2 separate regions of the Mus musculus genome follow, and region 2 is linked to region 1. A link is a loop called in an ENCODE intact Hi-C map of the cell type or tissue named here. Cell type or tissue: heart. All regions are shown on one strand. Links, peaks and the distances in the headings refer to the core of each region. The heading gives the core; the rest is flanking DNA.

Region 1 (16,468 bases), core at 4,456-12,455:
ATGCTACTTGCTGCTGAAAGACTTCAATGCCTTCTCATTATACTTGTTCCAGCACTGAAAGCTATGTTTATAGGTCCTTTAAGCCTCTCTAATCTCTCCTAGGACTTCCTTCTCTCTTTATTATAGCTGTGCGGGAGTTCTCTGATTCCTCAAGTGTTCCAAGGTTTTCTTGTCACAAGATTCTCAATGCACATATAGTTCTCCCTTTGAGACTGTTCCCATTCATACACTTAGGCCTGGGTTTAAATGTCATTTCTTGAGGCAGTTTCTTTGTGGCCCATATCTACTCTGTGTGTCTGTGTCTGTCTGTCTGTCTGTCTCTCATACACACATACATACAAGCACATACACACAATTTAAAGTAAAAAAGTAAAACTAAGTAGTTTCTTTTTCATTTATTTTATTTTATTTTATTTTATTTTTTGGACAGGATCTCACTACGTAGCCCTGGCTGGCCTGGAGCTTGCTATATAGACCAGGTTGGCCTCAAACTCTCAGAGCTTCTCTCCACCTCTACCTCTCAAGCACTAGGATTAAAGGCATGTGCTAACACACCATACAAAATAATACTTTTTAAAACATGTGTATTTTTCCTCCTCTTGTGTGCTGTTGGTTTCTTAGAAGGACTCCAAGACCCATCGCAGATGAGACACATAGCCAGCATTTAGCATAGTCTAGCTTGTATCAGAAGGCAAATACTTAATGGATAAATGCCTGCCCACTGCCATAGCACATTAGTGGCCCGGGTCACCACGTTCACCATTCTTTTATAGTACTTTGAGGAAGGTAAAGTTCAGGGATTGACCCAACTTTCTAAAGTAGGAGTGGATAGATAACCTTAGAAGCATGACTCTATCTTAGAAGCAAGATGCCCGACTACGGGCCGAGACAGACTTTTTATTTGACTGGCTTTAGAAACCAGGAAGCTTGTCACTGGTGGGCTCTTTTTTTCTGAGACTTGACTAACCTGAGTTGCCATTGGCCTATTTACTTTAAAATCTCTTCTGCTTATTGCAACCATCATGACTGAAGAGTCTTTTTCTAAGAATAGTTATAACGATTCACGAAACATTCTCTTCACAAAATAGTTGATTGGTGAACTACTTTGGGTAACTTCTTTAAATGCAAGAGGAATGGAGTTCTTGCAGGTTTGCAGTAAGGCTGGTCCAGCATTGCTCAGTGTCTGAGCACTCAGATGGGCTCATGTCAGTTTACCATCTTTCCCATGATGCTCATTTTCATTCTAGCAGAACAGGGACAATCAGGCTGATAGCCACAGACTTAGTAGGAAGTATCTTCTCAGAGTGAACAAAAGACAGATATTTTCCAAAAATAACAAACATCAGAGCTGTATTTGGGATACATTTTGTCCCTCCAAAGTCATGAACTAGAGTTTTAGAACCCAATATAAAAGTGTTAAGAGAATTCTCCCCCTTCATCCTGCTTCCCCCTTCTTTCTCCCTCCCTCCTCCCCATATTTTACCCTCTCTCTCTGTGTCCCACCACGAGATGCCATCTGTCACGTTAGGCTACAGCATGAGGCCTTTGTCAGTTGATCTTGAACTTATGTGTCTCAAAATTGTGAGCCTGCTACACCTGGCAAAATATGATTTTTAAATTAATTTCCTGGCACAAATTTATATTGATTTTCTTTCCCTATAGATTTTACCCTCGATATTCTTTGTCTCTTAATACGATAATAATTGGTAAGTTTTCATAGAGATAGTTTAGAAAATATAAATGTCTGCTTGATGTTCGTGCCTGGGGTCTCTAGAGGCTAAAAGAAGGTGCTGGATGCCCTGGGACTGGAGCTACAGATGCCCCTAAGCCTCCATGTGGGAGCTGGGAGTCAAACCAGAGTCCTTTGAAAGAGCAGCCAGTGCTCTTAATTCTTGAACCATTTCTCTAGCCCCTGCTTATAACTTCTTTATGACATCGTAAATGTTTTGAAGATTGCCATTAAATCTGGAGACATCTCAACAGTTTGTTCACTCTAATGACTTAAAAAAATTGGGGCATGTAAGATTTCTTCAAATGGATGGCACTCTTGTTTGTTGGAGAGTTCTTTAAATTCTAACAGAAGAGAACTTCCTTTTGTTAAATTTTTAAAATAGCACACACCAAGCCTGGATTGGGGGCAATTCCTGTAATCCCAGCCCTAACATTGTAAGCACACTGTACAGAATGAAGACTCTTGGATTTTTGCACTGTTAATTACAAGGCAGACCCTCCCATAGAAAGGAGTAGAGAAGCTGCTGGATCCCCTTTTAGAAGTTGATCTGAAAAAGAAAAATGAAAAAGAACTTGCCAATTTCAACTGAAGGCAGGATTATCACAATTTTGAGGCTGGCTACATAGTAACTTCCCACTATCTTAGCCTATATACAGTGTGAGGCCCTGCTTCTAAAAACAAAACAAACAAAACAAAACCAACTAAACAGTCAGGCAGTGGAGTGGCACATGTGCTACCAAGCACTCGTCTATGTAGCTACACATTCCACATTGCATATTTATTTATTTATTTATTTATTTATTTATAGACTCTAGAATGAGCACACATTCACATAACTAAGAGGTTTGAGGTCTGCTCTTGCACCTTACTCTCATAATCTTGGGAGAGCCAACTCAATGGGTGGGAAGAGTATTCTTGGATGCTTGGGACAGCTGGCAACAACCTAACCACAGATAGAAGAGACTCTAGGCTACAAAAATAAATCTTACTAAATTCAAACCAAATGTAACCCCAGTTCAATTTTAGCAAAAGATTTTAAATGCCTGCCAGCGACTCCAACACCTTCAGTCAAGAGGAAGTACGGCAGAGGGAGAGTTCCGGGGGTGAACAAGAACTGCAACACTGTCTTACTTTTACAAAGTTCATAAGAGCATATGGTCATGTAGACATATTGCTAAGACCCCTCCAAGGATCTTAGAAGGGGGTGCTGGCAATTCTGATTCCTGACACTGAAGCTTCACTGACTTCAGGTCTGGAGACATCCTTTGGTCCGTGACTCATAAAACATATTAAGGATTAAAGGAGATTTTTATATGGGTCATATCTGGCAGGATTTACTGTAGTGAGAGGTTAAAAAAATATATAAAATAGCTTTATTTGTGCATTTTAAAACAACTATATTACAAGTTAGCAGAAAAACATTTTTAATAAAAACATCTTAAGAGTATTAGTGGGGTGGCTGTGTGGTTTTTTGCTTTTTTTGTTTTTCTTCTGTAAATTCTCTTACTAGTGGCCTGGTTGGGATATGCCTCACACTTAAACCATGACAAAGGAGCAGAAGTCTCTGGAAAATCCAACTGTGTTGTCATTATAGCAAAAGAATCGAAATCGTCCTACAAAAACATTTTTGGCTCTACTGCTCCTGACTAGACCCACAGAGCCACACTTTTAGAAACCATTGCTTTCAGACGCCTGAAGCTCTTTGTCTCTCTGTCCCAGATAAGTGCCAATCAGTTCCATACTTTAGCAAGCAAGGAAAACTTTACAGTTTTAAACGAGTAACAAATGTTAGAAAAGTCTTTCTTTCCCTGACAGGAAGTAAATTATCTCTGGCATTGTCCTTATTGCCAGTAACTAAGGTTCTCTTCTTTTAGATCAAGACTAAACTCAAACACAGTTCGTGCCTTATATAGTGTGCTCAGTAGTATTTTTTTAAAGATTTAATTTTATTCATTTTAACTATACGTATGTGTCTTGTGTGGTTAAATACCGGTGTTCTTGGAAGCCCAGAGTTGTTGATCTGCCCGACCTGGGGTTTCAGGATGTTGTGAGCCACCACCCAGCACGGTGCTGGGAACTGAAATCTTAGCTGTGTGTGCCACATCTCCAGACTTACTGTTGTTGATGCTTGTTTCTGTGCTGGTTTGTTTGAGGCTAGGTAATAAAGTCTAAGGCCTTTTTTTTCCATGTTAGGTAAATGCTCAAAACCCAACATCCTGGTACACCCCCTCCCCAGCCCCATTATATGTTTCCATGCTCTTCCTGAATCCTAGGCATGTGCTAAGTAAGTGCTTTTTCATTCATTGTCTCATTGTTTCTCACAGCAAGCCTAGGGCCTAGGGAACAGATAATATTGTATTCCTTCTTTGCAGATGTAGCACCCAAGATACAGGGAAGTTAAAATCTAACTTTATACAGAGTGGGTTAGGATTTAACCTCAGATGACACTCAATTGTCATCTATTATTCACCCATAAAGTATGCGGGTGGGAGATTAAGCGAAATCCTCGTGTTCAAAAGTGTAAAAAAGACGCTTATTAAAGCAAAAACCCCTGTGGGCCAAGCCAGCCCCGACAGTCACCCCGGATACACCGTCTTGTTTCCCACTCCACACCTCCACTTTATTTCCTAAATTCTTATAAACTTCTCCTAATTTTGCACAACTGTCCTTCCTGATGGCTTCGATGGCTCTGAGACCCGCCGCTGACCCTGAAATGAAGGCGCTAAATCCTACAGGAACCCGGGCGGGGGTGGTGGTGGAAGCCCCATGGTAACCACGGGAACGGTGGCGTGGCAGGAGCTCTGCGCAGGCGCACTGCGTCCTCGCGTGGGCCAGCCTAGGCTTGGAACACCCCGGGCCTGGGCGACTCCCGGGTGGGTGGGAGGCTCGCCGCAAGCGCCTGCGCAGTGGCGCGGGAGCTGGTGTGACAGAGCGCACGTAGCGAGGGCTGCGGCCGCCCCCTCTCCGGCGCGCCGGCGCGGCAGGGGAATATAAAAGGGACGCCTGGCTCCCTCTACTGCCCAGTCGCACTGCCAGCAGGCTGAGGGCGGCAGGGAGCTAGCTAGCGGGGACTGCAGGCGACAGGACTGACCCGAGCCGAGCTGTCGCCTTCCTCCCGGCCCGCTATCCAGGTGAGGCGCTCCTCCGATCTTGGAGACGGATGCGGGGTCCCCGCGGGCAGCCGGGGTCCCTTCGCTCTGGAGTGGGGCTCAGCCCTTCTCACAGCCGCCCCCGGGTCTCCCCGAGAGGACCCGGCCCCGCACCCCCGAAGTCAGGCCGCCCCGGCGCTCTCCCAGCTTCCCTCGCCGTCCCCCCACCCCCGTCCTGCCTCTGGCCGGAGCGGCAGCAGCGGCTTGCGCCCCGCCCCAGCACTAGGACCTTCTTGAATGTTCCATCCCGGGCAGCCAGCCTCCCTGATGACTTGTGCAGCGGTACCTCGTCCGCCCCACTAAGCCGGGGGAAGGCGAGGGCGGACGGGCGGGGGTCTGGGCCGCCCGAGCCGCAGATGGTTAGCATGTGGCAGTGGAGAAAGCAGGCAGCGCTTGCAGCCGGGGGCTGAGTCTCTCCGTTTCGATCGCTCTTCTTCTCTTTTTCCTTTTCACTTTTGGAAAGTAAAGCTGGGAAGTGGGACCTACTCAGAAGTTAGGACTGAACTTGTCTGTTGCGCTTCTCGGCGTTGTCTCAGCAAGTAGACATAGCCCGGGGCGCCGAGTTTAGCTGAGAAGTTGCTGTCATTCACAGTTGGGGAAGCTGGCTTCTTCCTTCCTCTTCATCCCAGTGAATCACTTAAGGACACACGCGTCTGTCTCTGTATTTCTCTCTCCCTCTGCTCCTTCTTTCCTCCTGGTTTCCAATCTTGCCCACCTCCTCTGGTTCAGCTCACCCTGATGATCCCCTTTCCCTTTTCGTCTTTCACGCTCCCCTCCTCTTGCAGGGTCAACAAGTCAGTCCATTTTGGCCAAACCTTCTATGGTTGTGTGAGACTTTTAAACTGAATTTTGTGATTGACCCCAGATGGATGTTCAGTGTGGGGAAGGATGGTACGGTTAAATACGAGGTTGTTTCTCCTAGAGAGTGGGAATTTGGTACAAAGGCAGGCTTTCGGACTTAACATCTTCAGCTGACCATCCAAAATGAGGACTCTTGGGGTATTGCACCGTGGTTTATAGGGAAGAGCCTCCACAGAAAGGGATAGACAAGCTCCTGGGTTCTCTTTTAGGAAATGATTTTTTTTTTTTTTTTAATTAAAAGGAACCTGCCAGGTTCGACTTAACTCGAGAGCCATGGCTCTTGGACTTTTTCCTTGGAATGCACTCTGGAGGGATGGAATAGCCACTACGTGAGTGGGGGAGGGGGGAGACGTGGCAACGCTGTTCTTTCATCAACTTTTTTTTTTTTAAGGTTGAGGGGGAAAAAAAAAACCTCGTTTCCCTTCTCAGGTTTAGATGAAGCTTATGAATGGAACTTAGTCTTTTCCTAAAATAATCGCATAAAAAAATTACTCCTGCGTAGCAGGAACATTGGAAATTAAACTTTAAAAAGACACAAAAGGGTTATTTTGATTATTTCTAGGGAGAAAAGAGATTTTTAAGCAGGAAGTAGAAGCTGAAAGTGAACACGCTCTGAATATTTTTATCTTGATTTGAAATAGGAATAGTCGTGATTTCTTTCTTTTTTTTCTTCAGCCACTGATTTTCTTTAACTTTAGACCGTCAGTGTCATTTCAGAACCTTAAATATGAATTAGAAGCTTTATCTTTTCCTTTTGTAGGAAGCATAGATTTTTGTTCCTTACTTTAAAAGGTCATGACAGTTTGATTTTGCAATATTGTGTCTAATTTTTTCCTGAGGGCAGATGCTTTTTGGATTTACAGACTAAGAAAAGGTCTACTGTTTCTCTTTTAGGTGGATGAAGCTATTTCCATTGTTATACTGAATTTTTTTTACTTTGAAATTAAGCTGAGACTTTGATAAAAGGCTTGGGCATTTTGTCACTTTGTAACTCAGCTAGTAAAATAGGTGAAAACCAGATACAACTTGTAATTGTAAAGAATAAATATTGAAAAAAAAATTGAAAAACCTTTATAGCCAGTGGTGGTCATACATGTCTTTAATCCTGGGACTTGGGAGGCAAAGGCAATTGGATCTCTGTGAGTTCGAGGCCAGCCTGGTCTACAGAGTGAGTTCAGCATAGTCAGGGCTACATAGAGAACTCAATCTCAAAAAACCAAAAACAACAAAAACAAAATAAAAAACCAAGGAGGAGGTGGAAGAAGAGGAGGAAGAGGAGGAAGAAGATGAAGAGGAGGAGAAGAGAAGGGGGAGAGGAGGAGGAGGAAGAGGAAAGAAAGCAAAGCTTTAGTTCTCCTGTGTATCACCATTGTTGTAGGAGAGCTGTAGCTTTGGTGAGGAGACACTAATTTTCTGTTACTACAGAGTGAGTTATGGACTGACAAGCTGTGGTTTTCATGGAGCAGTTAATTTCAAGCATTTGCTTTGATGCTAGGGATATAGAGAGAATGGAGACAGCTATAAACCTTATGAGCCTTAATTTCTGTGGGAGGAATGCTTTGTTTTTAATAAATGACTAACCTGGGTATAATTATTGTTTTTAGATAAATTTGTGAGATCCAGAGTGTTTTTCAGTCTATTTTTGAAGCTATGAAATCTCTTGAATGTCTACAGCAAAGTGGGGGTCTAAATCAGAAAATACAAATATTTCTGTATAGTTTATGCCCTCACTCATGAGCTCTGTTATAAGAATCCCTAAAAAATTTAAGGCTATGTAGGCTTCTTGAGACAGACTTTCTTGGCTATTTCAGAAAGCTGAAGTGAGCATATGTATCAATTTCATTCAAGTATGAGAGTGGCCCTAGTAAGCTATTGCTGAAAGCGGTTCTAACAAAATAGGTTCTTAGGATTTGCTGAACTACTGTATTGTGAGTCAGTTACAATATATCATATTAGATCTTGTCCCTCCTCTCCCCCAACATTGTAACGCTCTGAAGGTGAAAAAGCATGCAGAGAAGCAAAATGAATGGAATGGTCCTTAATGTTAATATTGTCTGTCTGCCTTGTGGTGAGGTCTAACATCTTACAATTAAATCATTCTGCAGAACGTTGTATAATTGTATGAACATAGGAGAAGCCAAATAAACTCGGTGTCTATATATGTGAAATCAGTGTTTATATTCAGTGAAATGTTTTTATATAATTTTTATATACATTTTTGTAAGACTTGAAGCTATTCTGTCATTAGTTTTCCTTTAGCCAAAGTGACATTATACCTGAGCGCAAACGTAAGGAGTTAAAAACAGTTCTCACTTAAGGGGCCACAGAAATGTCGAAGCAGATTCAATACATCCCTTTTCCTTTAGATGTTCAGGAGGGCTCTTAGTATATTTGGCTGGGTGTTGGCTAAAAATACAGTACAAAGATTCATGCTTCTTACATAACTGTCAGCAGAATGAATCCTGCCTTAGATTTTTTTCTGCTTCCTGTTTTTATCAATGTGTTTGTGTTTTGGTGGTTTAGTTTTCTCAGTAATACTAAATCAGTATGATACGTCTGTTATTGTATATTTGAGCTGTTGTTATAAATAGTCTGAAGGGAAGACTGTAATTCAGTGGTAGTTTCATTTTCTTGGATGGTTGCAGTTAACTTTAATTGGCTTTCTTTTCATAGCTATATTTAATTAGTTACTGGGGGGTGGATTTCTCACTGAAAAGAACTGAAATGTCAGCCTACCCATGTCTGCCTAGTCACTGAAAAACACAGCGGACAAAATTCCGCTCAATATTATTAGCTCAGTTTCAAAGGACGCAAACTTTAGTGGATTTCATCAAAGGTGACAAAAGAATGAATGATAGCAATTTTAAGAATGAAAAACATTCAAATGTACGGAAGGAAGAAAATCACAGCTGGGAGAATTCTATGACAACATAGAACACCAGGGAAGAGGATTTAAAGCAGGTATTGGGGTTAGTGAAGAGGAAAAAAAACAATGAGACTGAAGCAATAATTAAAATGTAAAGGAATTAAAATATTTAAAACGCAAGGGGAGAGTAGCCCTGGTTGACCGGGAACTTCCCTCAAACTTAGAAAGATCTGTCTGTGTCTGCCTCCCAAATGCTAGGATTAAAGACATATGCCATCATGCCCAACCTGGTATTGGTTATTTTTCTATTGTTATAACAACACACACAAGGGTAGATAGTAGGTAAAGAAAAGAACTTTGTTGGTTTATGGATTTGGAAGTCTTACAAGTAGGACATGAAAGGGCCATCAGCTGCCAACATGATGCGGGTAATTTACTCCATTTTAAGGTTGAGTAAGTTCTGAATGGAACTACATATTTGAAATCATTCACATCTTTTCTGCAACTGAGTTCATTATTTTTTGCTCTCCTATATATAATATTCTTAAAAGTTTTATTATTTTTATTGGATGTGTATGGGCGTTTTGCCTGCATCTGTCCTCTGCAGAGGACAGAAAAGGGAGGTCAGAAGCCTTGAGAATGGGATTTGCCGAGGGTTGTTAGCTACCATATGAGTACTGGGAATCAAACTCTGGTCTACTGTAGGAGCAACAAGAGATGCTGAGCCACCTCTCCAGCCCTAGAGCATGTGATCTTAAGAACATGTGGTGTGTCTCTTTCTCCTCTTGAGAACTGGCGTTAGGAAAGAGGAAACTGAAAGCTAGAAGGAGAAGAGTCAGGCCTAAGGAAAAGGGATTTAAGATAGCTAACCCAGCACTCCAGAGATGGGCAGGGGGAGCGCAAGTTTAAGGCCAGTCTGGGCTATGTAGTGAGAGCATACTTCAAATGAAACAGAACACCCAGAGGCACTTTCCGTAGGACGGCCTTGGGAGAGGTGGAAGTTTGGTGAAGTGTACCTTGAAGATGACTTTCAGGCTGTAACCTGTTTGTTTGTTTGGTTTTTGTTTGTTTTTGAGACAGGATTTCTCTGTATAGCTCTGGCTGTCCTGGAACTCACTTTGTAGACCAGGCTGGCCTTGAACTCAGAAATCCACCTGCCTCTGCCTCCCAAGTGCTGGGATTAAAGGCTTACGGCGTACGCCATCACTGCCCCAGCTAACCTGTTTATTAAGAGGATAGAAAGTGTTTCTGCTCTCTACTAACTTGCCTGCTTTCTAATGGAATTGGTTGTGGCCAGAGATAAGAGAATACATAATCTTTTGTATTGGGAATGATATTTGAGCAATATAAAGTATATAACAGCAATTTGTCTCTCAGGTATGCAGAGTGTATTAAACCCCTTTCTAGATATTTCAGCATGGAGTCAATATTTTTTCTTTTGGACTATCACAAAGAACCTAAAATAAACAGTTGATAAATAATGTCATTAAAAAAAAAAAAAAAAGCCTTGAGCCTGGGACTGAAGAGTTGCTTAACTGTTGGGTGCACTGGCTGCTCTGTCAGAGGACCCAGGTTTGGCTCACAGCACCACACACACTCTCAAAACCATCTGTGGATCCAGGGCCCTTGCCTAACCTCTGAGGGTACTCCATGCATATTATACACCAACAAAACACTCCTGCACATGGAATAAAAATACACCAATCTTTTAAAGGAGGGGGGAAAGCTTTATTAAGTACTGTATGATGGATGCATCAACTAGAAGAACGATATGTAGTTGTCCCCTGTTGTCCACAGGAGGTGCCTTCAAAGATTCCCAGTGGGTATCAGAAACCTCAAGCGATAGACTGTGTATTTTGATAAAACACACAAACTAAAGGAAAGCTTAGTTTGTGATTTAGGCACAATAAAAGATGAATATCAATAACTAAATAGAAAAATGATAGTGTATCATATAATAAAAGCTGTGTTTATTATCTCTCAAAATATCTTATTGAACGTTATGGCTGTTTTCTTACAGGGAAGTACTTTATGGCTTCTCTTTGTATGTCTGAGTTTCCAGCATCGCTACACTTGTGCTTAGAACATCGTGATTCATCATGACACTACAGTGACATTAAAAACTTGAGAAAAATATCACTACATTTACTGTGGGGGGGTATGTGTACATTTATGTCATAATGTGTGCATGTGCCATAGCGTGCATGTGGAAGGTCACATAAAGAGAGTGACATTGAAGTTTAAAAATTTTTTTTGTTTGTTTGTTTTGTTTGTTTGGTTTTTTTTTTTTTTTTTTTTCGAGACAGGGTTTCTCTGTGTAGCCCTGGCTGTCCTGGCACTCACTTTGTAGACCAGGCTGGCCTCGAACTCAGAAATCCGCCTGCCTCTGCCTCCCGAGTGCTGGAATTAAAGGCATGCGCCACCACGCCCGGCTTGAAGTTTTTAAAATTTTTAACTATAATTTGTGTGTGTTTTGCCAATATGTCCCCAAACCCTAGAGGACAAGTTTTGGGTTTTGGTTGACCTCAAACTTAAGCGACTTGCCTGACTTTGCCTACCCTGTCCTGGGATTAAAGGTGTGTGCCACCACTGCCCAGCAGTAGTGAATATTTTAATGTATAGCCATCATAATTACAGAAATGGACTCTATAAACAGCTCATTGGAAGCTTTTATAAGGTCTCTGGAGAGGGAATAACTTTTAATAAATGTTGTTGATGCTAATCTTTTTGGTTTTCTGGTTATAATTTTTGTAAGATTCTTTACCTCAGTACCTGACTTTATCGTCTGAATAATTTCTCAAGCTTGATCATGACTTGTTCTCTGAATTATTTGCACCCCTTAAAAAGCAAAGTTGGTCCCAAATACAGTGATAAGAGTCAGCAGTTGTGACACCAGCTGCCCAGAGCTTCACATGAGCTCACCTCTTTAGTCCTCAGATGATTCTATTTTACAGACAATGCCCTTCTCTTCAGAGGTAGCCCACCTGCTGTACGCTTGTATTGACATGGAGTGGGAAAGAACTGTAGAGTTGATTTGTTGTTAGTTTCTGTTTGGTTTTTTTTGTTTGTTTTGCTTGCTACAGAATCTCTTAATCTAGAGCCTAGGCTGACCTCAAACTCAGAATCTTCAGGCCACTTTTCTACTTCTCGAAGTCCTTGGATTTTTTTCCCCATGTCCCTCATATCACATGTGTCTGGTCTTGCCTGATTGTACGTCTGTGTACCGTATGTATGATGTCTGAGAAGGCAAGGAGAGGGTGTTGGATCCCCTGGAACTGGCGTTACAGATGGTGTCAAGTGGTCGTTTGGGTCTAGGAGTCCAATCCCGGTTCTCTAGAGGAGGAGCTAGTGCTCTTATCTGCTGGATTCTCTATCCAGCCCCCAAAGGACTGGTTTAAAAATTATTTGGTGCTGGTTACTTTTAGCCTCATGTTTTAACTCCTTGCTTGTCCCCCTTCTTACTAAAGTGGCCACCAAATAAACTAGACATTGTTAATAAGTCTTATTAATTTAGAATGCTTCTAATATCAAAGTGACATTTTTAGGCTCTCTGTCCTGGGAAATAAGAATTTTTTTTCAACATGTATTGAGACAAGATTGTGTGTGTGTGTGTGTGTGTGTAGATATAGGTAGATTTATCTTGGGCTGGCTTAGAACTCACAATCTTAATGTTTTAGTCTCTTGACTGCTTGAATTGTAGGTTTGTGGCAGCACACATGATTAGGAGATGTCTGCATATATCTAAGGTGCTTGAAACAATTAAGAAGTCTGTTACATAGTTTAAAGAAGGCAGTCTCAGCCAGATGTGACAGACACAGGTGGATCTCTGGGTTTGAGGCCAGCCTGGTCTACATAGAGAGTTCCAGGACAAGCAGGGCTACATAGAAAGACTCAGTCTCTAAAATAAAATGTGCAGTTCAAAAATAAAGAACAACACCATTTAATAGCGATTCTTAATTTTGCTATTAAAAATTTGGTTATAGTTTGAAAAAATTGTCCATCAGTGTACTGGCTAGTTTTCTGTCAACTTGACACAGCTGGAGTTATCACAGAGAAAGGAGCTTCAGTTGAGGAAATGCCTCCATGAGATCCAGCTGTAAGGCATTTTCACAATTAGTGATCAAGGGGGAAAGGCCCCTTGTGGGTGGGACCATCTCTGGGCTGGTAGTCTTGGTTCTATAAGAGAGCAGGCTGAGCAAGCCAGGGGAAGCAAGCCAGTAAAGAACATCCCTCCATGGCTTCTGCATCAGCTCCTGCTTCCTGACCTGTTTGAGTTCCAGTCCTGACCTCCTTGGTGAGGTAAGCTGAATAAACCCTTTCCTCCCCAACTTGCTTCTTGGTCATAATGTTTGTACAGGAATAGAAACCCTGACTATGACAATCAGAAACATGATGAAACTTGATGGAATAAAGTGAAGACAATGATTTGATGAAGGATTACAGGGAAAATGAGCAATTTAACTGTTCCTTCAGTAATTGCTTAGTTGTTTTGGAAAACATGTCCTATTTTGATTGAAAAGCGTGCCAAGTCCAGTTCCGCAGCACATTGTGGTGGCCTTCACTAGGAACCAGTGTGCTGATTGTGAAAACTCACAAGACTAAAGGTGAACACAAAGCAGCAGTTAGGGTGAGATCTGCCAGAGCTTTCTAGAAGGTTTCAAGCAAGACCGGGAGGCATGGACAGACGTAAAAGGAACCTTGTGGAAAATTTTAATGTCAGGCAAAGTTTAGATTAGAATATCAAGCATTCTTTCATCTCTGTTAAGATTTGGATGATGTGTCTGGGTAGGAGGAGTTTTCTTAAAATGTTGCAACTTTTTTAGAAGAAAAGTATAAGGCTGAAAGGGTGATACAGTTTCTGCCAGATGCCCTGTGCTAGTCATCCATTAAGTAGCTTGGACTTGGACTTCAACGAATGCTGATAATACAGTAAATGTTTATAGTGTAGTAGTAAAACGCTTTCAAAATCTGTTCCTAGGTTTGGTGGCCCTGTGGAGTGGGGAGGGGGGGGCTGCACTTTCCTGGAAGCAGGACAGAAGTTTGTTTGTGTTGAAGTTTGTTTGTGTTTGTTTGTTTCTTGGGCCTACCTGAGAATTCGTCTTTCAGGAAGGTTGTCCCTATTCACACTAGCCTATTATATATATACATGTATGTTACAGGGTTGTATAATTTACAAATCTACTGTAAAGAATAATCAGATCCTTGTCCTTTTTGATGTGCAGTTTTGCTGTGTAGCTTAGGCTGGCCTGGAACTTACGTTATGGTGACTCATGATGGTCTCAGATTTACAGTTTTTCTGCTTCAGCCTCGTAAGTGCTGGGATTATAGGTCTGCACTGCCATACCAGGCTCAAATTATTTACTTTTTTTAAAGGTTTATTTATTTACTTTATGTATATGAGTGCACTGTAGCTGTCTTAAGACACACCAGAAGAGGGCATCAGATCCCATTACAGATGGTTGTGAGGCACCATGTGGTTGCTGGGAATTAAACTCAGAACCTCCGGAAGAGCAGTCAAGTCTCTTAACTTCTGAGCCATTTCTCCAGCCCCCTCAAATTATTTTTAATAATCATTCCTATTGCTACAGCACCAAGTTTATCTTGGCATCGGTGAGTCTTCTTGGTCTTCCTTTTCTGTTTCTTCTTCCCTCCCTCATCTCTTCCCCTAGCTCTGCAAGTCTCTCAGGGATCCTAAGACTTGATTTTTTTTTTTCTTTTAAGAGATTACATTCAGTATCTCTGGGAATTCAAGGCCAGCTTGAACTCTACTCCAAAAACCCAAATAAATAAATGATTAATTTATTAATTTTTAGTGATTCCATTCCATTCTTGGAGACTTTGGAGCAGAAGACATTTATGTGTGGCTTTTCTTTGATGCTGTATTTTCTTTGAAGCTTGACTCGTAACTACTCTATAGTATTTGCTTTGTAGACTTCGAAGAGGGAGAGATAAATGGAAGTAGGGCATTATAATTAAGAAAACCATTGTGTTAAAACAAGTGATTGATAAAGCTATGTCTCCCTATTAACATGCCACTTAGGTTGTTCAGTGAGTGTGGCTAAATGAGACATAGTATTAAAACAGATTAGAGGAACCATTCAGTTGCGTGATTCTGTTTTTCCAGAAGAAAAATTGAAGAGAAAAGCCCATTTTAAAGAGAGTTCTGTTTTTGTGATTTCAATGTTTTTCTGTATCCAGACCAGCAACATCAGCAGCTCATGAAATGTGTACAAATTGCCTGTTTATTCCAGACCTTTAGATGGTTCTGATACGGCAGACATGAAACATCCAGAAAACACATAGATAGGAGATGACAAGATGGCTTTGTGTGTGGTGGCCTTGCCACCCAGCCCTGAGGCCCTGTGTTTGCGCCCCAGGGTACATGCAAAGGTTGAAAGAGAGAAGTGATTGTACAGTTGCCCTCTGACCTCCACACGTGTACATCATGTCATTTGTACATACAATAACTCAAAAAGCAGAAGTGTGAGAGAAAGCTTATTCCTATATCTTTATGAATGAATTTTCTGCATATTTTCTCACGCTGTTAAAACTATGTTACATTACTAATTTTTTCCCTTTTGTTTTGCTAGAGACACTTTCTCACTATTTGTGACCCAAGCTGGGTTTGAACTGCTGATTCTTCTGTCTCAGCTTCCTACATGCCTGGATTACAAACGTGCAAGTTTAAATGGTTTTCGTGTACTGCACACACTAAAGTGTGGGTGTGTGTGTGTGTGTGGGTGTGTGTGGGTGTGTCTGTGTGTGTGAGAGAGAGAGACAGACAGAGAGAGAGAGTGTGTGTGTGTGTTCCCATGTGTATTCCCGCGTGTGTGCATGTATGTGCACAGGTGCCTGCAGAGGCCAGAGGATCTGAGGGTTAAACTCACCTCATTAGGTTTGTTGGCCAGTGGCTTTACCCACCGAGCCATCGTATGGCCACCTGTATTCTTATTTTTAAGCTTATGCATTCCCAGCTTGTTTTGTTTTGTTTTGTTACACTGTTTTGGTTATGGAGAAACTTTGCAACTTATTTTGTTACACTCTTGGCCAAGGCTATTAGATCTTTGTAAAATTTATTTTGAAGAAGCAGACATATTCACATTAATAGAGCTTTGAGGCTTTATATAGGCTTTAAAGTATAGTTTTCAGGGCTGGAGAGATAGCTCGGAAGTTATTAAATAGCACTGCTATTCTTCCAGAGGCACTGGGTTTTGAGTTCCGGCTATAAATTCTAGTTTCAGGTAATCTGATGTCCTCTTCTGACCTCTGCACACACTGCACACAGGTGGCACACAGACAAACAGGCAAAGGATCCATATACATAAAATAAAACGGGGATGGGTGGGCTGGAGAGATGGCTCAGCAGCTTAGCACACTTATTGCTCTTACAGGGGACTTGGGCTTGATTCCCAACATCATGGTAGATCAGAACCATGCAAAAAGTTTTAAAAAGAATCAGTTACTGGAAGAAAAATACCACTTTAGAGCTGCTTTTTAGTTATTTCTGTAAGCTAATGATTCTTGGTTTATTGTGAGGTTTAAAGAAAACAGCAGGTAACAAAGAATCTCTAATAACAATATATTTTAGTAATAAAAATGTTCTTACCTGACAGATCTAAACTTTATCATCAAAGTTAAAAAATTATCTAATTCTTGTAACTAGCCTTGTATTAATATATTGAAGGCATGTATAATTTTTTTTTTCTGGAAATAGCATTTACTCACCAAGAAAATTATGGCAGAAATCTGATTAAACACTGAGAGAATTCTAGACTCTTCAGACAGCCTGGTGTTTTGAAAAAGCTTTGTGCTTTGGCAGGAGCTCAAGAGAGGAAGTGCCTGCATCTGCTACATTCTAGA
Region 2 (15,683 bases), core at 1-8,000, 290 kb after region 1:
TATTGTCTTTGACTACATAATTCTTAATGGTGAATTTTCTGTTTAGTTTTTTTTTTCTTGTATGAAGAGTTTCACAGAGCATAAGATAAAGTTCTCGGAGCCTTAAAATGATCAAATAATCAGAATTTGATGAATAAATCCATGTTCATTCACTAAAATATTTTACAGGATTCAAAATAAATAAGATTTTTAAGATGAAAGTAAAACAAGTGTGTTCTAAACCAATTCACCCAGGACCCTCAGTAGTCCAACACTTTAGTAGACAGAAAACAACCTGTTTGGAATCTAATGGAAGCATATATTCCTAATAATCTGGGTAATTGTCGTTATTTTAACTGATTATGAACAGAAAGCTACTGGTCACCACAGAGCTAACAGATTGAGTACACTGTCAATCTGCATCCTGAATGTAATAAATTCTATTAGGATTTAGATTGGAGAACGGAAAAAATTATGAGGCAGGAATCACCAAAGTTAAGATATAAACCAAGCCTTCCATTTAAAGTAAGCTCAATCCCGGCTTTCTTATTTGCCACAAATATAACCTCAGATGTCACTCCTCTGTTTTATTAGATTTATGAAGTGAGGGAGTTAGACTTGCAAGGAGTTTTATTTATGTCAGTGTCTGGCCTGAAATGGACCTTAGACATAAGTGGAATGACTGGGGGTTGTTATGGCTGAAGCTCAGACGCAGAATCTGCTTAACAGTGCATATGTATGGAACACTTGAGGCCAGTGCTGAAGCCAGCTCAAATACAGAATTTTTGTGCATGAATGCAGCATAGAAAGAAAAAAAAAAAAAAAAAAAAAAAAAAAAAAAAAAACAGAAACTGACCAGGAGAAACTCAAGAGAATTAGGGTTTGAGACTAGAATTCTCATCCAGGATCGCATGCAGGAGGATCACTGCAAGTTCAAGACCAGCTTGGACTGACTGCATAGGTAGCTGGAAGCCAGCCTTGGCTGTATACTCCCCTCGGGAAGGTGCAGGAAGTGGGGCAGAGGGGATCTGTGTATTAAACAAAGTAGCCTCAGGTAAGTTGCAATAGTATTACTGCCAGGACACTGCAAAGTGTGGAGAGGAGGAGCTACAAATTGTAACAGTGTAACGGCAGCTTATGATTTTGTAACTGGGCCCAGAGGCTGACCACTAGGAACTGCCAACATTCAGGCTGTCCTAATCCCCGGTGAAGCGGTTTGATTTAGCAAAGGAACTGCACAGCCCACAGTGAAAGGCAGCTCCCCTCCAAGGAGCATCTTTGGAAATAGCAGCCACCTTCACTAATCACACAGGAAGGGTCGCAACAAACAGCTATAGTCACTGTAGGTGCTCTGGAGTTAGATCATAGCAGGCTCTTTATACAAGAAGTAAAGCCACACTACATGGTGCAAAAAACAAACAAACAAACAACCCTGGAAAAGCCATTGATCTTTACTCCTATGTATTCCATTGACAGCTGCTCTAAAGTCAGAGTGCATGGATGCACATTTTTAGTCTCAGCTAGGTGGGAAACTGAGGCAGGGGGCATCCCTTTAAAGCCAGGAACTAGAGGACTGCCTGGGCAACAAAGTAAGGCTTGATTTCAAACCCTGTGTTGGAGAGAAGGCTGGACTACATTTTAATGGGGGAGTTATGCTTATAACTGTGCAACCACGTTGACCATTTTATTCAAGTTCTATTTGATCTACGCTCCTTTTAAAACGATGACTCTTGGCTGGCTGAGCACGGTGGCACATGCCTATAATCCCAACACCAGAGAGAGGAAGAGCAAGAAAAGAGGCCACTGGACCTCCACTATATAGTGAGACCCTGTCCCAAACAAACAAACAAACAAACAAATGTGACTCAAGCCAAGAAGCAGCAGCAGCTATTATTAGCTATGACCCTTGGCTCCAATTTGCTGTCCCTACTACTGCTGAATAGGAGTGCCACAAGCTGGGCTTGTGATCGGGTTCGATGCAGACTGCCATCTGCTGCACACACGGGATGTGTCCGCTTGGCCCCAGTGCCTCCCCAGGTAGGATCAAGTGGTTTATTCCATAGTCTCCTACCACATGTGTCTCAAAACCATATCCACTTAGCGATTCCTACTCCTGGAGACTGTGGAACACAAAGACTTCCCTGGCAGACAAAGGGTTAATTTTATAAGAGAAGGGAGAGATACAAAGGCAACTGTAGTTTAGGATACAATAAAAAGAAGACCAAGAGGGCAGCAGTCTTCTCAGCTGCGCAATCTTGGCCAAGTCTTTCTCTTTTCTGGGCCTCAATTTCAGGCTTGAAATATCAAGAGTTAAATCCGTAAGAGGCATCTTTCAAACGGAATGCCACATGAAGAATCATAGAAAATCGGATGGGGGTACCTTCATGATGGCTTTAGAGCAACTGGAACAGAAATTCAGAATCTGCTTCTACGTGTTGAAACAAGCACGTTCACCTCTTTTCAAACCTTGGACTCCTAAGTTCATTTACAAGTCACCATTTCCATGACAACACTTCTGCCCTTCAAAAATAACACTTCATTTTTAATTGTGCTTTCAGTTACAGATTCAGTTCATCACTTTTACCCACCCCAGAATAGCACAGAAGAATATTGTCTGAAGTAGCTCTACAAGGAAGACACACACAGAGACCGGTGCATCTGAGGCACACATTTTCAAACACCACTTGAATACCACACCCAAACAGTATTAAGAACAAACTGCAAAATCGGAGGATGCTTCATTGGAAAACAAAGATAGCTCGGGAAATTTTCCAATAGTTCAGAGGGAAAAGACTGCCATCACATTTTGGGGGTGGCCTGTATGTCTTTCAGAGAACATAACTGGAGGCTATCATACATGCAAATCAGAATTGAACTATAGAAAAACTCGGCTCTCACCCAAAAGCTTTAGCAAAGCAATGTCAGTATGCCAAATATGAAAAAGTACAATCTTCTCACAAGAAGGAAGCTCAGGTCCATCACTACCACTAATAATAGCAATACTATCTTGTATTCTCAGCGCCTCGGTTCTTTTCATAGTGCGTTCCCACAATTTTATGCTACCACAGGTCTAGGGCTATCCTCTCTGCAAAGCTCTAGTCCTTTCCTCTTAGGAGACAGGGAAACAGAACAAGACAGATCATGATGCACGGGCTGAAGGCAGCACCTTCTCTATTGGGCCAGCTGCAGTGAGCCTTCTCATCACACTACACAAGTTCACCTTATGAAATTAAACCTACACTTGTTCTCTCAAGAGTTGGCCAGAGACCAACACATATGGGCCTCGAAAGTCCAAAGGAAGGGAACCTGCTGACCTGTTAGGTCAAGAACTCCATGCCAAGCTCAGGTACCATACCGCCAACACTACACATACACACGCCCCTGGGCTACTGACAGAATTCCTTCTTTGCCAAGCAATGAAACCCGGCAAGAACTGATTAATGGAATCACTAAATCTCTCCCTCTGTGAACAACTTGCCATGCCGCCTCTCTTGTGCCTGCTGCCCTTCCTTTGGGCACGCGTGCACAACCCTCGGAAGGGACCACCGGGATCTTTAAGAACCCGAGGGGATGGTGTTTGCCTCCTGAAGCAATGCAGCATCCACCTCGAGGAAGCAGAACACGCACAGGCAGGGGACCTGATCAGAGAAGGATAAAGTTTGATTTTCCTCCCTGCGTGTTCCTAGGGGGCCGGGAGAGGGCGAGGCAGCAGCCTCCTGGGGTCCCGGGGTGCTCTCCGGGGACAGTTCCCAGCAGCATGGCACTGCCACTCTCCTGACACACCGGCAACCGCGGCAACTCCGGACGCTCCAACCCGCCCAGAGGAGGTGAGAAGGGGACAACTTGCACCGGGCTCAGTTCGGGAGCATTGGAGCAAAGCTGTCAGAAACGACGGAAGGAGGGACCGAGCCCGGAGGCGGGTCAGGGAGAGGTTCAAGTCCCGTGCCTTCCCCGCCCTGGCGTCCCCAGTCCTGCGGGAACATCCCTGCTGTCGCCCCTCCTCCTCCTCTCCTGCCTCCCGCCCGCCCTGCCTTCTCCGCCGCCGCCGCAGGCGCTGAAGGACACGGCGGCTCGGTGGCCCGCCACCCCGGGGCGGCCGCGAGTTGAGGGAAGTCGCCGGGCGCCCCGGCCTGCCCGCGGCTCCCCACGCCGCCCCGCCCTCCCCGGAGCCGCGCTCGCTCACCGTCCGGTGCTGCTGGTGCGGCCGGTGGCGGCTGACGCCCAGCCCGGGAAAGCAGCCGGCAGTCAGCGCTCCGCAGCCGCCGGCGCCCCCGCCGCCGCCCCGGGAGCAGAGCAGCAGCAGGAGCGATCTACCTGCGGCGGCCGCCATCTCTCAACTGGAAACGGCGCTGGCCCAGGCAGCGCAGCGGACGGCAGGGGCGTGGCCAAGACCCGCCACTCAGCCTCACTAGGCCAATTGCAGTCCTGAGTCAAGCCTCTGAGGCGGGGCTTCCTGCAAAGTCCAATCAAAAGGCGGGAGAATCCCGGCTTCGGGCTGTCTGTCACTTCCAGAGTTACCTTACGGGCAAATTCTAGGGGACCGGTCTCTGGCGTTCGAGCCTCTGGGAATGGAGCAGTAAGGGATTGCCCGTTCGATTTGGCTAATCTTTACCAAGTGACTTGATAAGAGAGCTAGGGGAAATAGATACCTGTGCAGAGCTTGTTCCGAGTTGAGTTCTGAGTGTTCTAAGTTGTCTGCCTAAGCACCCAACTGGTCATTTTAAGGAGGTTGGCTACAACTCTCGACCGCATGTCTAAAGTTAGCATCCATAACAGATAGCATTTGGATGTGCCGAGACTAACCCTGAATTGTAAAGTTATCCAATGGCAGTGCTGTGTAGCATGGTATTAGGTAGAATGGTTGTAGCTTCAAACTCCCAGGATGAGTACCTGCCATTGGGCTGAATGAACAGAACGCTACACAATTGAAACATCTGATTCTTTTCCCCAGCACCCTTAGATCCGCATTCCTCTCTAAAAGCAACACTGTTCGTTACCATGTTTGACCTTGGTCTCCCTTTTAAAATAAACTACAAAAACAGAAGACGCCAGCAATGTAATAAAGCCATGTAAAGATGAACCAAGTTTCATAATTTTGCTAAGATAGCAAGTAGAACACAGTTGAGAATAACTTTTTTTTGCGGGGGGGTCGGGGATACGGGGGACTGTCATTATGTTGCCCAGCCTGACCGGCAATGCTCTATGTAGCCCAGGATGACCTCAAACTCACCTCCAACCTCACCATCCCCAGTGCTGGGGGTTATAGGTATGGACCATCACACCCAGCGTAGAATTACCCTTTTTGTTGTTGTTGTTGTTTTGTTGTAGTACTTCGGATTTTTGTTGAGATTAAGTCATACTACATCCTGAGGCTAGCCTTGAACTTATGATCGTCCTGCCTCAGCCTCCTGAGTGCTATGATCACAAGCATGAACCATCATGCCTGGCTTGGACTGACCTCACTCAACTTTCTCTTGAAAACACGACTTGCCACAGGACAAGGTTTCTCAACCGATGGGTCGCGACCCTTTGCGTCAAAAGTTTTTTTCACAAGAGTTTCCCAAGGCTATCCTAAAACACAGGTATTTACATTATGATTCAAAGCAGTGGTAAAATTACAGATATGAGATAGCAACAAAAACAGTGTTATGGTTTAAGGTCACCACAGTATGAGGAAATGTATTAAGGGGTCACAACATTAGGAGGGTTGAGAACCACTACACAAGAAACTAAGTTCCTAGCAATGGTTCGTTGAATGTGGTGTAACAAAGGAAACCTGCAGTTCCTCTACTTTCTTAGACTTCCGAGCTGTTTCTTATTAAGAGCCACTCAATTCTTTCAGCTCCTTTTTAAAATCCAAGTGGGGGAAGGTTTAGATTTTTAAAAATTCTAATAAACATCACTGTAGGCTATATAACCCTACATGAAGTTTTAAAAATTAAAATTTGTATTACTTGTTCTAATAATATTCTTTAAAGTTTGACTAGAATTTGCTTCCTTGGCCAACTTCTCAGTTAATTCTTTGGCCAGAAAAGTAAGATGGTGGGTTTCTCCTGGTGACCCCCAAAGAGCTTTAAGTTCCACAAGAGAAACCTGGGACCTGAGGAATGAGCTCCATCTCAACAGCTGAATGCAACAAGCCCCCATTTGGAATTCTTGGCATTGCTGGAACAACTTCAGTCACAACTGCCTTTTACCCATCTATAGTTACCAACACAGCATCTCAAGTATTTAGCCATACTGCACATTCCCTTCTCTCTGTCTCGCCTTTGGGTTTTAGATTGTTTTCTTCTTCTTCTTCTTCTTCTTCTTCTTCTTCTTCTTCTTCTTCTTCTTCTTCTTCTTCTTCTTCTTCTTCTTCCTCTCTTCCTCTTCCTCTTCCTCTTCCTCCTCCTCCTCCTCTTCCTTCTTCTTTGATAACTCCAGGCCCTGGCCAAGAGTGTTCCATCTCTGTCTCTGCTTTACACTTTGGGAAATCTCACTAGAATTGCCGTTCTTCTGTTTTTCCAATGTCTACCCTGCACTACTGAGATTTAGTCCTGGGCATTAGAAAAAAGAACCACATTCAGTACTGGCCAGTCACAGTAGCATACACCTGTGATCACATAACTCGGGAAGCTGAAGCAGGAGGACTTCTGTGATTAGGAGGCCATCTTGGACTACATAGCTAGATGTTTGGGGGAAATATAAAACAAAAGAAAACAACCTGGGGGAAAAGTCACAGTGTTTTTTTTTAATGTACATATCTGAAACTAGAGGCATTGCTGTATTCCAAAATATATCATCTCATATCTATGAAAATTAAATCTCTGATGCCCCTACCTTAGGCTACATATAGCATCTACCAGTACACCACGATCTTATAATGTAGATCTAACAATTGAACTAAACAACTGTCATTTATCTTCACCCAGGAAAAGAAGTGAAATAAAACCTTCCCTCGGTGGCAGAGGACTACAGGGACTGGTTGGCCAGGCTTACTACGGAGAAAGGGTTCAGCAGAACGGAGTCCTCAAACCTAAGATGGACCCTTTGCCACTCATGTGTCAGGGACGCGCTGGCCATTCTAGACGTAACACATCTTTAAAGAAGGACACACACTTGGTGAGAAGTTGAAGATAACCTCCATATCTTCCAATAAAGTGCCTGCCAAGTAAATTAGACTTCAATCGCTTAACAAAATATTATCCAACCATATACAAAAGTTAACTATCCACAGATCAACCATATTGGCACACGTGCTACATCCCAGCACTTGGGAGGCTGAGGCAAAATTACAAGTTCCTGGAGTACATAGTGAAAAATTATCTCAAAAAAAAAGGGGGGGGGTGTTGGCATGTTCTTATAATCCAACCTTAGGAAAGCTCAGGTAGGAAGATGGCCAAGTTTAAAGCCAACCTGGGCTACACAGACAAAACTCTAGTTCATCTATCTCAAATATAAAAAATAAACAACAACAAAAAGAATTGTCCTGTCTACACTTTCACACTTAATCAAAAGACCAAGAAATGATGTACTTATTCTTTATTAAAGTAAACTGGGCATAGCGGCACATACCGCTAATGTCAGTGGTTGGGAAATAGAAGCAAGGTCAAGTCTGGAGTGCAAGGCCATCCTCAGTTCCTAGAGTTCAAGACCAGGCTGGGCTATGTGCGGCGCTGTCTTCAGAAAAGAAAAAAGAAAGAAAGAAAAAAAGAAAGAAAGAAAAGAATACAGTAGTTCTGTGCTTTTTTTTTTTTTTTTTGGTTTGGCTGAAATCGTGTATGAGATATAAAACTATAAATAATATAGTATGCATGATTATTTTGAAATCACACTTAACATGGGAGCCGGTGAGTTGACTCAGCAGGTAGAGGGGCTTGCTGCACCTGTCTGACAACTTGAGTTTGGTCTGGAACCCAAGAAAGGTAGAAAAAGAGAACTATCTCTCAAAAGGTGTCATATAACCTCCGTCCATGCTCTGTGTTGTGCACTCACGCACACAATAATAATAATAAAAATAAATATGCAAAACAATTTTAACATCATAGATAGGGCTGAGCATGGTGGCACATGCCTTTAATCCCAACTCGTGATGAGAGGCCAAATCTTTTAAGTTCAGACTCCATTTTAGAGAACCTGATCTAAGTTTGAACTCAGGCAAACAGGCTGGTACCTAGCATTAGTGTCCAAGTTGCCCCCCAACAAAATCCCAGCCTAGCTACGGTCTCTAGGTTAACCCCCAATAAGGCCAGTGTCCCCAGGTTACAACCTCAACAAGACCAGCATCTCCAGGTTATTCCCCCAACAAACCTGCACCCCCAGGTTACAAGCCCACCTCCTGCCTAACGACCACCAATGCAGAGGGAAGCAGAAATTAAGTTTATAATATGACTCCAACACCAGCCACAGTAGCTTTCCAATTAGATGCTTGCACACTTAGCCCCTGCTCGCTGCTTACTATAAAGCCTTGCCCTGATAGATATTCAATAGATATTCGGGGCTTCCACCACCGCCAAAACTATCCTGCATGATGGTGGTGCACTGGGGGATGGGGGAGGAGGTAGCTCAAATAGAATAAAGACCCTGCTGTGAGTTGCATCAGGTCGGCTCCTGTCTGTTTTTTGGGGGGCATCACTAACACTTCCCTGGCACTACAGTGAGAGGCAGAAGCAGGAAGATCTCTGTGAGTTCAAGGCCAACCTGTCCTACCTCAAATGTGTCCCGGTTCCAAACTGGTCAGGACAATATAGTAAGACCCCACCTTTAATTTATATATATACATATATATAATATATGTGTATATATATATATAAAATAACTCAGGTGGTGAATTTAAAGGAATAAATAGGAAGACACGTTGCCTTGGGGAAGTTTTGAGGGACACCTGCTCTTTTAAGTGATTTAAATTGTTCCCACCTGCATATTAATTTTATAATTTAAAAACATGCCATTAAAACATACTCAGTTGAACATTAATTTCTATGCCAATCCTTAAAAAAAAAAAAAACAGATTGCTTCTTTTTTAAAAAAAGCTAAAACGAATCAGAGTGTATTTCTTGGAGCATGAAACTTTAACCCATTTCCCTACTAAACCGTACACTGAAGTCAGCTCCCAGCTATGATTCAACGCAAAGGAATATTTACCCAAGGGTTCCAGAACAGGTAGGGTGGCCAGGTGAAGCACACGCACTGACTTGAGCAAGCAAACACGACGGGACTCTCCTCAGAGATTTGGGGGCTGTGTTTCCTGGTTCACCGATAATGTGAAGTATTATCTGCGTGCTAGCAGTAGTTCTGAGTGAACAGGAAAGAGTACATCCAAACAAAGGGCAGAAGGAAAGGCTGCAGCTTTCAGATGTTAGGGGAGCCCCTCCCTGGGCCGACCCTATCTGTCCTTTATGTTTGCTTCATTCTCTCAGGACGTCATCACACATTTCTCTTGCCTACCTCCGTTAGGAGCAACCTCTCCATCACCACAACCAAGTTCCTGAGACTTCCTCCTTTCAGTGCTCCTTGCTGTTCTTTCTCTGCACAGTAACTATTTCTAGTTCATCTGCACAGTAAATATTTCTAGTCAGTGTAGATGAGAGAGGTTCAACTACCTTTAAAGGCTTCTTTGTATATAACATACACATATATGAAAAACACTGATATACAATATGAGATATAAATATAATGTAGTGTATTATTATGATACGTTATATATCATAACCTATGTAAACTATATTACTTTACATATATACATGTATGTATATACATATGTACATTTACATGTATACATTATATGTATATATGTGTATATATAACATACACAATATATTATATCTTTTCCTCTATATATCTGCTTTCACTTCATCATACACAGAAGCACACCCATGCTCTCCTTGTTTTTCCTTATTCCCTCCAATACTCCCACTTGTCCCAACTCTAACACAGACCGACTCCAAGTCAGAAATGTATTTACTTATCCCTCTAAAAATGCTTGTTAGTGGGAGGCTCAGGCCCTGATTTCCAAAGGAATGACTGACTCCATATTTTATAACTCAATCAGCCTGTGGTCTAATCTTATTTTCTGTCGGCAACATGCAAGCCTCGATCTTTTTTTCTTTCATGCACAGAACCCGCAAGGAGACACTGAGGTGAGCAGGGCAGGAATTGTTCAGGTAGATTGCCTTTGTTCCTGTTTCTCAGAATCCGGGAGCCTGGCAGCAAATTTTAAGGCTGTCTTTCATTTTGCGGTAGATTGGCTCACGCCCTTTTGTAGTCTTTGATATTTACTAGACTTTTGGATCTAGGAAGTCTTTTGTCTCTCTCTAGAGTGACCAAAGCTATTAATTTTGTATTCAAATATAGCACACCTCCTAAGTACATAAGAATTCAGCTCCCATGGCTATGAAACTCAGCACCGTCCAGAGTAATAAAAAGACCCGGCTGACATGGAATGGAATCCCAAATAGTGAAGTGACTCCTTGCTTAGCAGTCGCTTCTCATAAACCTGTTTCCCGTGCCCTGGGCTCTCTCAAAAGCCATCCCAACCATCTGTGCTTCTGTAAGTGGGGGTGGGGAATATAACCTTCTCTGAAAATAAACGTCTAGGTAAAACTTAAGTCTCCTTGCAAGCGCCCCTAACTTTGTATCCCAGTAGCTTAGTGCCAGATGTGATAACTGTTCTGTGATCATTAGGCCTTTTGGATTGTTAAAGACCAAGTCTGGCATAGCCAAGGATAACCACATACTAGCTAGCGTAACTGATAGGAGATGCTACAAGAAACTCTCACTAGACCTGTCTGATCACTATAGTTTGACTGACTCAGCCACAGATCTCCTACATGTATCCTGCAGCAGAATTCCTCCTGTCAAGTGGAATTTTTTTTTTTTCCTGCAGTGGGCTATCCTGTAAGAGAATTCCTTACGTGGAACTATCTTTGTCCTACGGGACTCCTCCAGGTTTAGGGATGCCAATCTGGCAAGTTACCTAAAGCTAATTCCAGACAATGCCAGTTCTTCCTTCAACTGTCTGTTCTTCACAACACTTAAATTTATAGACAGCTCCGATGAGACTATCTAAAAGAATTTCACAAAGCAGAATAGTCTAAAAGAACCTTCGTGGGCTGGTTTCTAGCCACACGAATCTGCCTACTTCAAGGTGAGATACATCTTTAATATCATGCTGAGTTTGGCCCAAATTTCAGCTCCTCTGAATCTAAACTAAGTTACTGTCAAAACTAATATATTTCTCCTCAGTTTGGATGGATTGGACACCACCATCATCAGGACTGACTTCCAGGGGAAAGCGTGAAGGTTCTGGGTCATAGGCTGCAGTTGGTGGGAAGCAGGGGGTAGAGGAAGTTGTGGGTGGGAGCGTGGGCTTTGCCAATGAACAACAGGTGCAAGCACGGCTCTTTAAATTTAGCCACTGCTCTTGGCATCCTGTCTCCAGCATCCCGTCACTTACGGCAACTACTGCTGATTTGGAAAGGATCAAGGGACAGATAGGAGGAGGGATCCTATTTGTTAAAGTCAAAAGGAGGGGAGAGTTAACTTTTACAAAAACCAGCCAAAGGAATGGAAAAACAAAAAACAAAAAAACACTGGCCCTCGGAAAATATACACAGTTAAAAGGAATGAAAGGGGAGGGAAATTATTCAGAGATGATAATCATTAGCAAATCATCCTTAATTAAGCACTTTGAAAGTCACTCTTAGCTGCCAGAATGTGGGAGCAAAAATCACATAAGATTTGGATGGAAACTCAGAAAATAATAACTAGTAATCCCAAATGTGGGTGAGAGAAGGGGGATAACCTGGATAGGTCAGTGCATTTATCATCCCATAAGCCTGTCAATCAAATGGAGGCTCCCATGCTAGGAAAGCTAGGCAAAGGTATGAGACTCAAGCACTCCCCGAATTCTTCTTGCTTACGCATTTCTTTTTCTGAGATATTCACTTAATTCTCATAACCTTGACCTTGAAATGGAACCCATTTTTTTCCACCTAGCATTTACCCATCACTGAAACGAATGAAAAGTCTCCCTCTCCCCCACCCTTGGCAGGGGACCACCACTATCATGAGTGATGCAGTAATGATGCAGAGCAGGAAGTTCATGTCTGATCATCTGCTACAGAGGATGTCCTTCACCCTGGGAAGGCAACGGTAGAAAAGACAGGAATTCGAGAAAGGCTAGCCAAAATGTACAAAACCACACCAGAGGCCATCTTTGGTAGTGGCGGGACAGCTGGCTTCACATGATGGAAGGTTCTTGGCACTATGCAAAGAAGAATGAGCCTAAACGCAGGCTTGTGAGACACAGAGTTTATGGGCTGGAGAGATGGCTCAGCGGTTAAGAGCACTGACGGCTCTTCCAGAGGTCATGAGTTAAATTCCCAGCAACCACATGGTGACTCACAACCATCTGTAATGGGATCCAATGCCCTCTTCTGGTGTGTCTGAAGACAGAGACAGTGTACTCACATAAATAAAATAAATAAATATTAAAAAAAAAAAGACACGGCATTTACTGAATGAAAATGACATGAGCACTTCAGAGTATGTTTGAGGAGAAAACTTTTTATTGTAGATCTGAGGGGGAATTCGGCCAGAGGCATCTGGAAGGGTCCAGACTAAACTGGGCCAAGAGGGGGCTGGGGGGTAGGGAGAGAAGGGGGAGGGGAGAAGGGAGAAAGAGAGGGAGAGGGAGAAACCAAGGGGCCAAGAGAGCACCCAAGAGGCAAGATTATATAGAAATGAGAAGCTGGGGAACCAGCAAAGCCCAGCCCCTGGACAGGAGATGTTATGGGTAGGGGGCGGGGTAGGCAGTGTGGGAGGAGCCACAGGTACCGCCTTGTCTAGGTTTCTTTGGGATCTGACATTTATGAGAAGAAAGACCTCCAAAAACTGGGGAAAGGAATGCAAGAACAGAATGAAGAAGGTTCAGGACACTGCAAAGGCCGATGTTGGTGCTGGCAAAAAGCGAGTGGAGACCGGCTGCAGCTAAAGGCCAGGAGACTCTGGCCTGATCTGCCTCGATGGTGCCAACATCTAAGGACAGTGCTAATAGACTAAAAGCTTGTGTGTGTGTGTGTGTGTGTGTGTGTGTGTGTGTGTGTGTGTGTGGAGAGAGAGAGAGAGAGAGGGAAGACCTCTAGAATGATCTTTGCGTATTAACACAGCATAAATTTAAAGCACACTACTAACACAATAATCACCCAACCAACATTACTGAAGTCATCAAAAAGTTACAGTGGGTTTTTTCCCTTTGTTTGGCTTTTTTGCGGTTGTTTTGTGTTGCTGTTAGTTTTGTGTTACAGAGTCTAATTCTATTTAACTAAGGTTAACTATTTCACCATTCAGAGGGCAAACAAAAAATCGAGATTCTGATTAGATGATTAGAAGACACGATGCCAGGATAGTTCAGGACCTGCCGGGCTGCACAGCGATTTGTAGGCCAGCCTGAACTATCAGAAGAGACTCTGTCTCACAAAAGCTAAAACTTCAACAAAAAGCACCATGTTTCTTTTTTCATGCCTTTCTTTCTTAAAAAATGTCTTTCTGAAGTTGAACCAGGGCCATGGGTGTCCCCAGTGTCAGAGGAAGAGAGCTCAGTGGGTAAACTGCTCTCCAGGTATGTTAGGATCTCAGTTTGATATTCAGAACCCACGTTTTTAGAACCATGAGCATGAAGGTGCACACTTACAATCCCAGCCTTAGGGGATGAGGTGGAGGGAGGCAGAGATGAGGGGACACTGAGGCTTGCTGGTTAGCCTAGCTGAGTCAACAAATCCTAGGTCTGTGCAAAACTCTAATATGCCTACACACATACACGCACACACCATACACACATACATACACATACCACCACACATACCACACTACCACACATGTACACACACATACACATACCACCACACATACCACACTACCACACATATACACATACCACACACACACATGCACATACTGTAACACACACAGACACATACACACACCATACACACACACCACACCATGCCACACACATACAGACACACCACACACACACACATACACATGAACATACCATGCATACACAGACACATACACACATACAAACACCATCTCACACACATACACATACACCTTTCACAGACACACAGACACACACCAAACATACATACACTTAGACACACACCACTCACATATACACAGAGACACACACACAGAGACACAAATGACTAACACACACAGAGTCTTGTCCTCTCACAAGAGGGAGAATGGGAATTTAATGGACTGTTTTTTTGTTTGTTGAGGCATTACAATAAGATCAACATGGTAATTCCATTCCTGGGGCCATTTATTCAAAAGAAGTACATTTTGAACTGCCAAGGCTGCTCAAGCATCATTGAGAACACTGGGATGATGGATTCCAGAGAGCTTCTAGCCAAAATACACAAAGAATTCTTACAAACCATGGGCAAGAGACTTGAATAGATACTTTACAAGAGAAGACTTCTAAACAACCCAGAAAGCAATAGGAAGGGGGCGTGACTTCATTACCAACCAATTAGATACAAACCAAACCCACAATGCTATAGCCCTTCAAGACCAGGGAAATGGTTAAAATGAGAAAGATACAGAAGATGCTAAATTTTCACAAGAATCTGGAACAACCATGAGGCTCATAGGCCAGTAAACACTGATACAGCCGCTGTTACCAGAACACAGATACTGTTGATCAGTTGCACAGAGATGACATAAAATAAAGCGTCAACGAGGGCCCCTTTTCTTAGGTTTAATAATTCCAGTGGACTCCCTTTGTTCGCTCAGCCGCAGGGGAGGGGACTGTGTCTAGCAGTTGTTGTCCTGTAGCCTTTATCCATCAGTTTCTTTCCTGTCTTTTCAATGGCTTAAGATCTTTGTGGCTAGGCTAGGGTGTAGCTCAGTGGGAGAGCGCCTGCCTGGCAGTTTTCAGGCCTTGGGCCTTGGTGATCTGGATCACGCAGGCCAGGGCTGCATAAACTGACTGGCTCTTGTTACTGGAAGTGGACTGTGGCAGTCAGGATTTTGAGATTAATGATATACACCTTTTAAAAAAACATTTTTGTTCATCTTTTGAAATTTTTATACTATACTTTGGTCATATTCTTTCCCCTCCCCCAACTCCTCCCAGATCCTCCACCTCCTTCCTACCCACCCAGCTTCCAGTTCTTTCTCTTACTGTGTGCCTTTAACCCTAGCACTCAGGAGGTAGAGGTAGGAAGACCACAAGTTCAAGGCCATCCTCAACTACAAAGAAAGTTGGAGGCTAACCTGAGCTACAGACCCTGTCTCAAAATATATATAAATTGATAATTATGAAGTAAATTATATTTGTTCAAAGTCTAATATGAGTCAGGCTTGTAGCAGATGTAATCCTATCATCTTGGAGGCAGAGACAAGAGGACCATGAGGTCAAGTCTACCCTGAGCTTCACAGTGAGTCTCTGTCTCAAAAACTTTAAAAAAAAAAAGTGAGCTAGCTGTTGTCTCTGGATTTAAGGACAGTTTTGATCCCCATCTTTGGACTGAGTTTCTCAGCAGTGAGAAAATTGACACTGGTGCTCAGTACCAAGCAGTTTAGTCCACCTGTCACCTAATTATCACCTATGGCGAGTGTGACTGAAGTACCTGTTTGACAAGTGTCTGGAGGGCACAAATACCCACAGCACACTCCCAGCCCATGGTAACGATGGTGTCTATGATTGCCCA

The links. Hi-C counts contacts between places; a loop is a spot of excess contacts. Peaks named below come from ENCODE experiments on the same cell type or tissue, not always from the same donor. Only the 100,000 strongest peaks of a DNase experiment are listed, where the experiment ranks them.
Region 2: a loop joins it to region 1, with 9 times the contacts of the local background. A loop is called at or near these places in 2 of 42 quality-filtered maps.

The regions. Positions count from the first base shown.
Region 1 is chr10:59,318,614-59,335,081 of GRCm38, forward strand. P4ha1 (procollagen-proline, 2-oxoglutarate 4-dioxygenase (proline 4-hydroxylase), alpha 1 polypeptide) reads left to right here and starts at 4,683. Exons shown (of 15, transcript NM_001316371.1): 1 at 4,683-4,863. In heart, for the core only: a CTCF peak has its summit at 4,764 (motif pointing left); a DNase peak (open chromatin) is centred at 4,658; H3K4me3 peaks cover 2,302 bases; H3K27ac peaks cover 2,263 bases.
Region 2 is chr10:59,612,362-59,628,044 of GRCm38, forward strand. Mcu (mitochondrial calcium uniporter) reads right to left here and starts at 4,331. Exons shown (of 8, transcript NM_001033259.4): 1 at 4,163-4,331. The coding sequence starts at 4,309. It also overlaps the pseudogene Gm51790. In heart, for the core only: CTCF peaks have their summits at 1,937 (motif pointing left) and 3,672; a DNase peak (open chromatin) is centred at 4,390; H3K4me3 peaks cover 2,124 bases; H3K27ac peaks cover 1,285 bases.